Regions from separate parts of the Mus musculus genome. Here region 1 is linked to region 2. A link is a contact called in ENCODE POLR2A ChIA-PET data. All regions are on one chromosome and are shown on one strand. The core of a region is the stretch at or near the end of the contact, and the rest is flanking DNA. Distances in the headings are between cores, read along the strand shown. Region 1 holds the start of Canx (calnexin). Region 2 holds the start of Sqstm1 (sequestosome 1).

Region 1 (3,831 bases), core at 369-2,868, 110 kb after region 2:
ACTGTTGAGTTAAGATAGCAAGGAGGTGACACCCATTCACAGACAGTTCGGTAAACTCCTATTGTGAATGGCTCACTACTATATACAGTTCTTCAGGGCCTGGCTCACCTGTAGTGTACCCCTGCCTGGCCTGTAAGCTTAATTACAGTATAAGTACAACATGAGAATTGATTCTGTTCATGCCCTTTCAAAGGTTACTGGAAAATATACAAAGATTTTTAAGGTAACCCAACTTGTCCCCCTTTAAAGGGGTGGGAGGGCAAATTATTTTTAAAAAACAGGCAGATTCTTCCATTTCTGAAGGGTAAAGAGACTGTAGCTCAACTTTGCCAAGCTTTTAGTATTCAGTTTGGTTTAACTTCACACAACTAGCAATGCAATCACTAGTGTCATGACCAGCAGTTAATACACAAAGTGTCATCAATGTGTCCTCAGGTCTTGGCACACAGGCCTTCAATATAAACATTAGTGTATCAGTGTAATGACCAAGGCATTCGGATTTCAAGAAGCCAGTTCGATTCCTACCCACTGAACCTTTACTACACATCCAATTTCTCATTCCCATTCCCTCGGAATTCAATACAAGGCCCATCAGTCATTCTGTCTACTCCTGGGGACTGAGCCCTAAAGTAGAAAAAAAAAATCTCCCAAATTCCCACTCCCCCGATTAATTGCAGTTAGGTGCTTGAACCAGGACTTTTAACCCAAACGGTCTAGTGCTCAGTTACAATCCCAACTGGATGACTAGAACTACCTGTATGACCTTGGGCCAGTCATTTCAAACTTCTAGGCCTCAGTTTCCTCCCCTCACTAACTGAACTTTCGCTTGTATCTCCTGCTCTTAAGGTCCTGTGAACACCCACACTGGATTACTATCTATCCACCACCGAATAGGCAGGTGCTTTAATAGTTAAGCCTTAAGTTTCTCAAGCGGTACACGTTCTAGTACATTCTACTCCCTCATCAGGATGCTATGGTCCAGTCTTCCCTTTGGGCAAGTTATTTTCTAATCTGTAACGCTTATCTCTGGATTTACTTCACCTTTCCCTGCTATTTGGGCTACCTACTAGGCCGAATTCTAATACCACACCTGTACCGGATTACTCAGCCCACCTCTGGGTGGGCCTGGCCAGGGCCTAAGAAAGCTCTAGAAGCAAAGCCGTAGGAAGTTGTTAGCTTTCTCAGAGGTCAAGGGAAACCCCAGGACACCTGCCACGCCTCCCGACCCCGGCGGCGCTGCCCAGGCTAGCCTCTCTAACCCGGCCGCTCTCCTCACTGCCCTGCGCGTCCGCCCAGGCCTGCGCCATTCGAAAGCCCGCCCGACCCCTCAGTCGTCGAGCCTACAGCCACGCCCGACCCCCTCCGCCACGGCGCCGCTCGCCCAGTCCCCCAAGGCTCGTCCCGGGCCTGAGATCCCCGCACACGCTTCCCGTCTCACCTCGAGCCTCCCGGGGACCACTGGCGGCTCCCTCACCTTCTCCCACCCGCACACCCGGCCCCGTGCTGCAGTGGAGACAGCGGCAGAGGCGGCCCGACCGTCACGTGCCGCAGAACTAAGAGGCCTCGGCTACGGCCGCCGCGCGAGCGAGCCCCACCGCACGAAGCCCAACCCCGCGTCCGCCCCTCGTTCCTGAGTGGCTAAAACGAACGTCAGATCCCGCCCCTTTGCGCAAGATCTAAGAATTTATTGGTAGATACAGCCATCGCTCGAAGCGCCTTCCCATACGCCCCCTAGGGCTATTCTTCGTGGAGCGTGGTGATTGGTCAATAGCGAGGCAGGAAGTGGTTGCTGATTGGGTATGAAGGAGGAAGGCGGGCCGTCACCAAACGGGCGGGCGCGCGCCGCGGAGGGCGGACGGATCTGGCACGCGTTCTCGCGTGGGTCGCCCTAGTCCCTCAGGGCGGGTGTGTTGGACATCCAGAAGACGGCTTTCCGACCCATTGAGTTAGGAACTCTGTCCCAACCCCGCCTGGGACCTATGGCCTTCATCACAAATGGTGAGAGGTCGGGCGGTGTGCTTGCGCAGTGAGTGAAATCCCTCTGGGTAGCAGACACCGCCTTTCCTGCGGAGTCATCGCCCTGAGCTCAGGAGCCTGAGACCTCTTTACCTAACAAAACACTACCTAGATTCACAATCAAGCCACATGGAGTCACTTTCCCATGTGCCCGTGCTGTTTCCTGATTTTAGTCGTTAAAATCAGACATACCTAAGCGACAGAGTTGAGGAAAAGGGTGATGCCATGTGCAGATTTAAAATAGCCTTTTCATAACCCACTCGTTTTTCAATATGCTGATAACGCTGTAAGATTGAAGTGGCTAAGGATTTGGCTAGATCCTTGAGAATCCTGATCGCCTCGGGTTGTATTTGGTGACCCAAAGCTTTGAATAATGTGGAAAGAAACAGCAGGTTTTTCTACATGTGAAACGAGCTTTGTTCCTGCCACCCCAAGAGAAAGGCAGTAAGGATTTGATGTTTGGGTCAATTTAGTAACCGCCAATTCTCTCTCCCTAATTTTAAAGAAGAGAAATTGCTTTCCTTATTTGCCTTATAAAGAGCATGTTCAAAATGAAAATTTGAAGCCAGCTTGGCACAGGCAGTACACATAATTTAAAAAAAAATTCTAAATTTACTTAGGTTGAGTTCTGGCTTGTGTTACCCAAGATGGCCTTGAATTTAAGAAAGCCAAAAAATCGACTTCTGCAGAGAGGTGTTAAAATATGTCAGTACTGAAGGAGTAGAGGAGTTGAGGCAGAACTTTTCTGTCTAAACTGACAAAGACTTGAACTGGACCTCATAGATATGCAAATTTTCTGTAGGTGGAGTTGGAAGGAAGTTCTTGAGATGAGAAAATTGTACAGAAGAGCAAAAAAGTGACTCTCAGGTATTTGGGGGATCCATATACTAAAAATGTTTTGGGAGCAATGGAGATGGCTCAGCAGGTAAGGACACTTGCCACCAAACCTGATGGCCTGAATTTAATTCCCAGAACTCAACGTGGTGAAAGAAGAGATTGAATTGTACTCTGACCTCTATACAAATTCACATACATACATTAATAAATGTGAAATTTTAATAAAAATGAGGACATGATGGCTCTAAACTATACTGTCCACAAAGAGACTGGGAACGTCAGTCTTCTGGTCTGTTCATGGTGTGTCATTATAGAATATTACAAGTTTCTTTTATGTTTCAGTTTATCCAAACAGCTAAACCTTAACAAAGTTAGCAAATACAAAGAGACTAGGCATATACCTTCAAGTCAGTTAGTGTTAACCTGAGTAGACCTTCAGGAATTGATGAGCCTTATTTATCAGAGATAGCTTATTCATCCAACACAAGTTATTACTTATCTAAAATTTTCTAGAAGCTTGGTGTTGAACAGTCAGCAAAAATATAAGTGGTTAGACATCAGTCTCTAAGTCTTAATTCTTTCTCAATGTCTTCATCCCCAATCTCTCTTACTTGATTTGATCCTACTTGAAGCAACAGTACTCATGTTTCCACCCAGTTTTTTTTTTCTCACTGGCTACATTACTATTGATCATTTCTTTGTACACACTAATCAGGCCCTGTCAAATTAATTGGTAGAAAATACAACTTATTTTATCACAGATTCATTAAACATTTTGCACTGATCATGTAGATTCCTTTTAATTGTCTGTTCATGGAGCTTGTCCAATTTTTCTATTCTAGGCTTTTCTTACTGGCTTGTAAGAAATCTACAGCCTAATGGTCTTGAGAGTGAGTTAGTTTCGATGGTTTGTAAGAAATCTTCACTCGCTGAGATGCTTCTTAAACTATTACTGAGAACCCACCCATCTCCAGCTTC
Region 2 (3,722 bases), core at 992-3,491:
TAAAGGCGTGCAGCCACCATGCCTGGCATCTAAGTTGTTCTGAGGTTGTTGTTTGTTCTGTTTTTGTCAATTCTATGTTTTCTGCTTTCAGGGGCAGGATCTTAGTATGTAGCCCTACCTGGCCTGACACTACTTAGAGCAGGACAGCCTACAACCTGTGGATGAGCCGCCTTCGTGCTGGGATTACAAACATGCAACCAGGCTTCCAGGTTTTGTTTTGTTTTTTTAATATTGTATGTACACATCACACACACACACACTTAAGTGTATGTGTGTGCCACAAAGGCCAGAAGAGGTGTTGGGTCTCCAGGACCTGCAGCTGTGATGAGTGCTAGGGACAGAACTTGGGTCCTCTAGAAGAGCAGCCAAGGCTTTAACCATTGAGCGATTTCTCAAACCCATCTGGCTTCATTTTGTTAGCTCACAATAACTGGGATCACAGCCATATGCTTCTATGTCAGTACAAATAGTCTGTATAAAACCTGATACAGTACAAAAACCTTATACAGGCCAAAACCACACACCTGCAGGCTGGACTGAGCCTCTGAGCAACCATTTAGCAACAGCTACCATAAGGGAGATGAGAGAGATTGCCTCAAAAGAAACAGTGTCCATAAACTACAGACCAGATAAATTAAACATGACATATTCAAAGAAGACTATTCTTCATACACAAAAAGAAATTAAATACTGCCCATGTACAGAAATAGAGCCCTTGACTAGCATATGCAAAGCCCTAGGTTCAATTCCCAGTACTGGAGGGGGGAAGATGTACTAGTGAGAGCTGTAATACAAATGGGCCTTAGACATATTAATAAGTGAATGAACAAAGATTCACTGTGCCAGCCTGGTCTACAGACCAGCCAAAGCTACCTAGAGAAACCCTGTCTTGAAAAAGCAACCAAAAAAAAAAAAAAAAGCCATTTTAATGTGTTCTAATTCCTAATAGTAAAATGAATACTAAAGTAGACCAGCCATTGCCTGGAACTGGAAAGGATACAAGATGACAAACAGGAAAAAAATTATATAATAAAATAATAATTATTACAATAATTGTTATATAATTTTTATGTAATATATAAATAAAATTTATAAAACAATGAAGAGATTCTAAGCCGAATGTGAAAATAGTTATACAACTCATTTTTTTTTTTTAAATGCAAGGAGCTGGGGAGGTAGCTCAGTTGCTCGAGGGCCTAACATGCATGAAGCCCTGGACTGGATGCCTAGCACAAAGATGACTCAGAAGGACAATTTAGAGATACAGGCCATCCCGGCCATATAGTAAGACCTGTCTCTGCTAATACGAAAGAATAATCGTTATACACTTTTACTGGGTGAATTGCACAGGTCCTAGGTTATAACGCAGTTACACTGAAAATTTTCTGTCCAGTAGTCCCTGTGATTCCTGCACTAGAAAATTGAGACAAGAGGATTGGAGTGATTGAGGACGGCCTAAACCACTCGTGAATTCCAGGCCAATCAGGCTACGTGGCTTTATTTCAGAAAAGAGAGAGACTGACCAACCAACCTGGCCTACCCACAGTCCTCCATAGAGATCGCAAAACCATTCCCTCCCACAGGGAGGGTCTTGTCCACTCGTCTCTTGTCAACAACCTCTAGCTCCACCCCATGCAGCCACCAGCCACTCCAACGCAAGAGACTGAGCTAGTTCCGGGGTCCCCTACCTCCCTTCCCACGGGCTGCCCCACCCCGCCCCCGCTGCTTATTTATCCGCGTCACTCCTCTCCACCCCTCCTCCACGTCTGCCTGGTCCCAGGTCTTCCGGGGCTTTAACTGAACCCACCACCGGGCGTTACGGGGAGCAAGCGAACCGCTGGATGTTAGATGTAACCTGAGCGGCCGCCTGACCACCCTGTCCCCGCGGGGAGCCAGAGGACACGCCGCCTCGTCCTCGCCCAGACCTACTACTCCCTGGCGGGGGAGGTTGGCTTCCCCGCCCCAGGCCCTCACCGCGGTAGTGCGCCTGGAAGCCGCCAGGCCTCAGCGTGGGGAACAGCACAGCCACTCGGCTCAGCAGCCTCTCGCAGGGCCCCGGGCCGGCCGCGGCTTGGGCTTCCGCCTCCGGCTCCGGGCTGAAGCAGAAGCTGAAGCGGCGGATCTCGCGGGTCGCCTCCTCCTTGCCCAGAAGATAGGCCTTCACCGTGAACGACGCCATAACCGCGGTCTAGGTACGGACGAAACAGCTGGGCAGCGGCGGCGCCGAGAGCCCAGCTTTTATAGAAAACGGGGGAGCCCCGCCTCGTGGGGGCGGAGCCTCTATGAGCCCCGCCCCTCCCCTAGGCTGGGGCGGCCGCTGGAGCCCCCTTGATGGGACCCTTGAAAGGTACGGGGTCGAGACGACCCCACTGCCTACTCTTTTCTTTCCCACCGAATACATGGGTGACCACAAGAGACCAGCCTCAGCCTCAAGTCGTTGGGAAAAGGACCCGTAAGTATCGAGCCTAGGTACCTCCCAGGCTTGGGCCTGCCTATGACTCAGCAGTGTCGTCCCCAAGCCAGGGGGGATGTACGGCCCAGAAGCTAGGAGGACACAGATGTCTACTGTCAGGTAGCCATTCTTTTAGCCAAACAGGCTGTCTCACAGGATGCTATTCCGACCCTCCTAAACATAGTGTCCCCGGTAGTAGCCCCCACTCCCACCCCCTTCCAGGCATCCACCATGACCAGCCCCTCACTGAATAAAGGAACATCACCCACCATCTTAGGCCTCACCCAATTTAACAAAGATCAGGTTGAGAGGTGTTGGACAAGCACTGGTGACTTCTCACAAACCCACCCTGTAAGAGGGGTAGCCAGGGCTCCAGAGGCAGCAGTAGTCACAACCTGTTCATTGCAACCAGAGATTCCTCACTGCAGCCCAGACACACACACACATACACACACATTCATATTCTCTCTCTCTCTCTCTCTCTCTCTCTCTCTCTCTTTCTCTCTCTCTCTCTCTCGGAAGGTACATGTATCTCAGGCCTTAGTGGCTTCAAAGCACAAAGGGATCAGACCACCTGCCCTCCATCTAGGAACCAAAATACAAGCTATAGCCAGTCCTGTGCCACAGGTTGGTTATTCCAGCTGTTTGAGGTGCTGAGGCAGGAAAAGACCAAGTTCAAGATATTCTGCTTGAGCAACTTGGTGAAACTGTTTCAAAATAGAAAGTGATCCTAGTACTTGGGAGGTCAGAGGTTCCAGAGTTCAAAGCCAGCCTTGGCTGCATGAGGCTTCTAAGAAAGAAAAAAAGTCTGGGTGCTGGGGGGCGGGAATAAAGAATCTGGCTATACAGTTTAGTAAGGATACAGGAGATTTAGCTTAGTAGGGATACAGCTTATAGAGATTTAGCTTAGTAGGGATACAGGTCATGAGGATTTAGCTTAGTAGGGATATACCCGGGAGATATCATTAATGGGAATTTGGTGCATAGGGATATAGCTCAGTGACAGAGCACCTGCCTAGTATGTGTTACATCTTAGGTTCAACCCCCAATACAAACGCCAAAACCAGGAAATGCTGCTTTCTGTGGCCAGAGTGACCTGTTAGCTAGCATGATGACACACATCTGTAACCCCAGCCCTTGGGAAGCTGAGTCAAGAGGAATTCTAATTCAAGGCTCGGCCAGGCTTGCATAGCAAGTCCTACTCTCAAAAAAAAAACAAATTAAGCAGGGCAGTGGTGGCACATGCCTTTAACCCCAGAACTTGGGAGGC

Evidence for each region. ChIA-PET counts read pairs that join two places held with the same protein, here RNA polymerase II (POLR2A).
Region 1: POLR2A ChIA-PET joins it to region 2 with 20 read pairs in embryonic stem cell. The contact joins the promoter of Canx here to the promoter of Sqstm1 in region 2. POLR2A ChIA-PET finds 5 or more read pairs at or near these places in 4 of 5 experiments (Patski and embryonic stem cell).

Annotation. Positions count from the first base shown.
Region 1 is chr11:50,324,055-50,327,885 of GRCm38, forward strand. Canx (calnexin) reads right to left here and starts at 1,619. Exons shown (of 15, transcript NM_007597.3): 1 at 1,439-1,619. It overlaps Gm46280 (a long non-coding RNA gene), which reads left to right and starts at 1,698. Exons shown (of 2, transcript XR_001780205.2): 1 at 1,698-1,998; 2 at 2,819-3,102.
Region 2 is chr11:50,208,579-50,212,300 of GRCm38, forward strand. Sqstm1 (sequestosome 1) reads right to left here and starts at 2,242. Exons shown (of 8, transcript NM_011018.3): 1 at 1,975-2,242. The coding sequence starts at 2,179.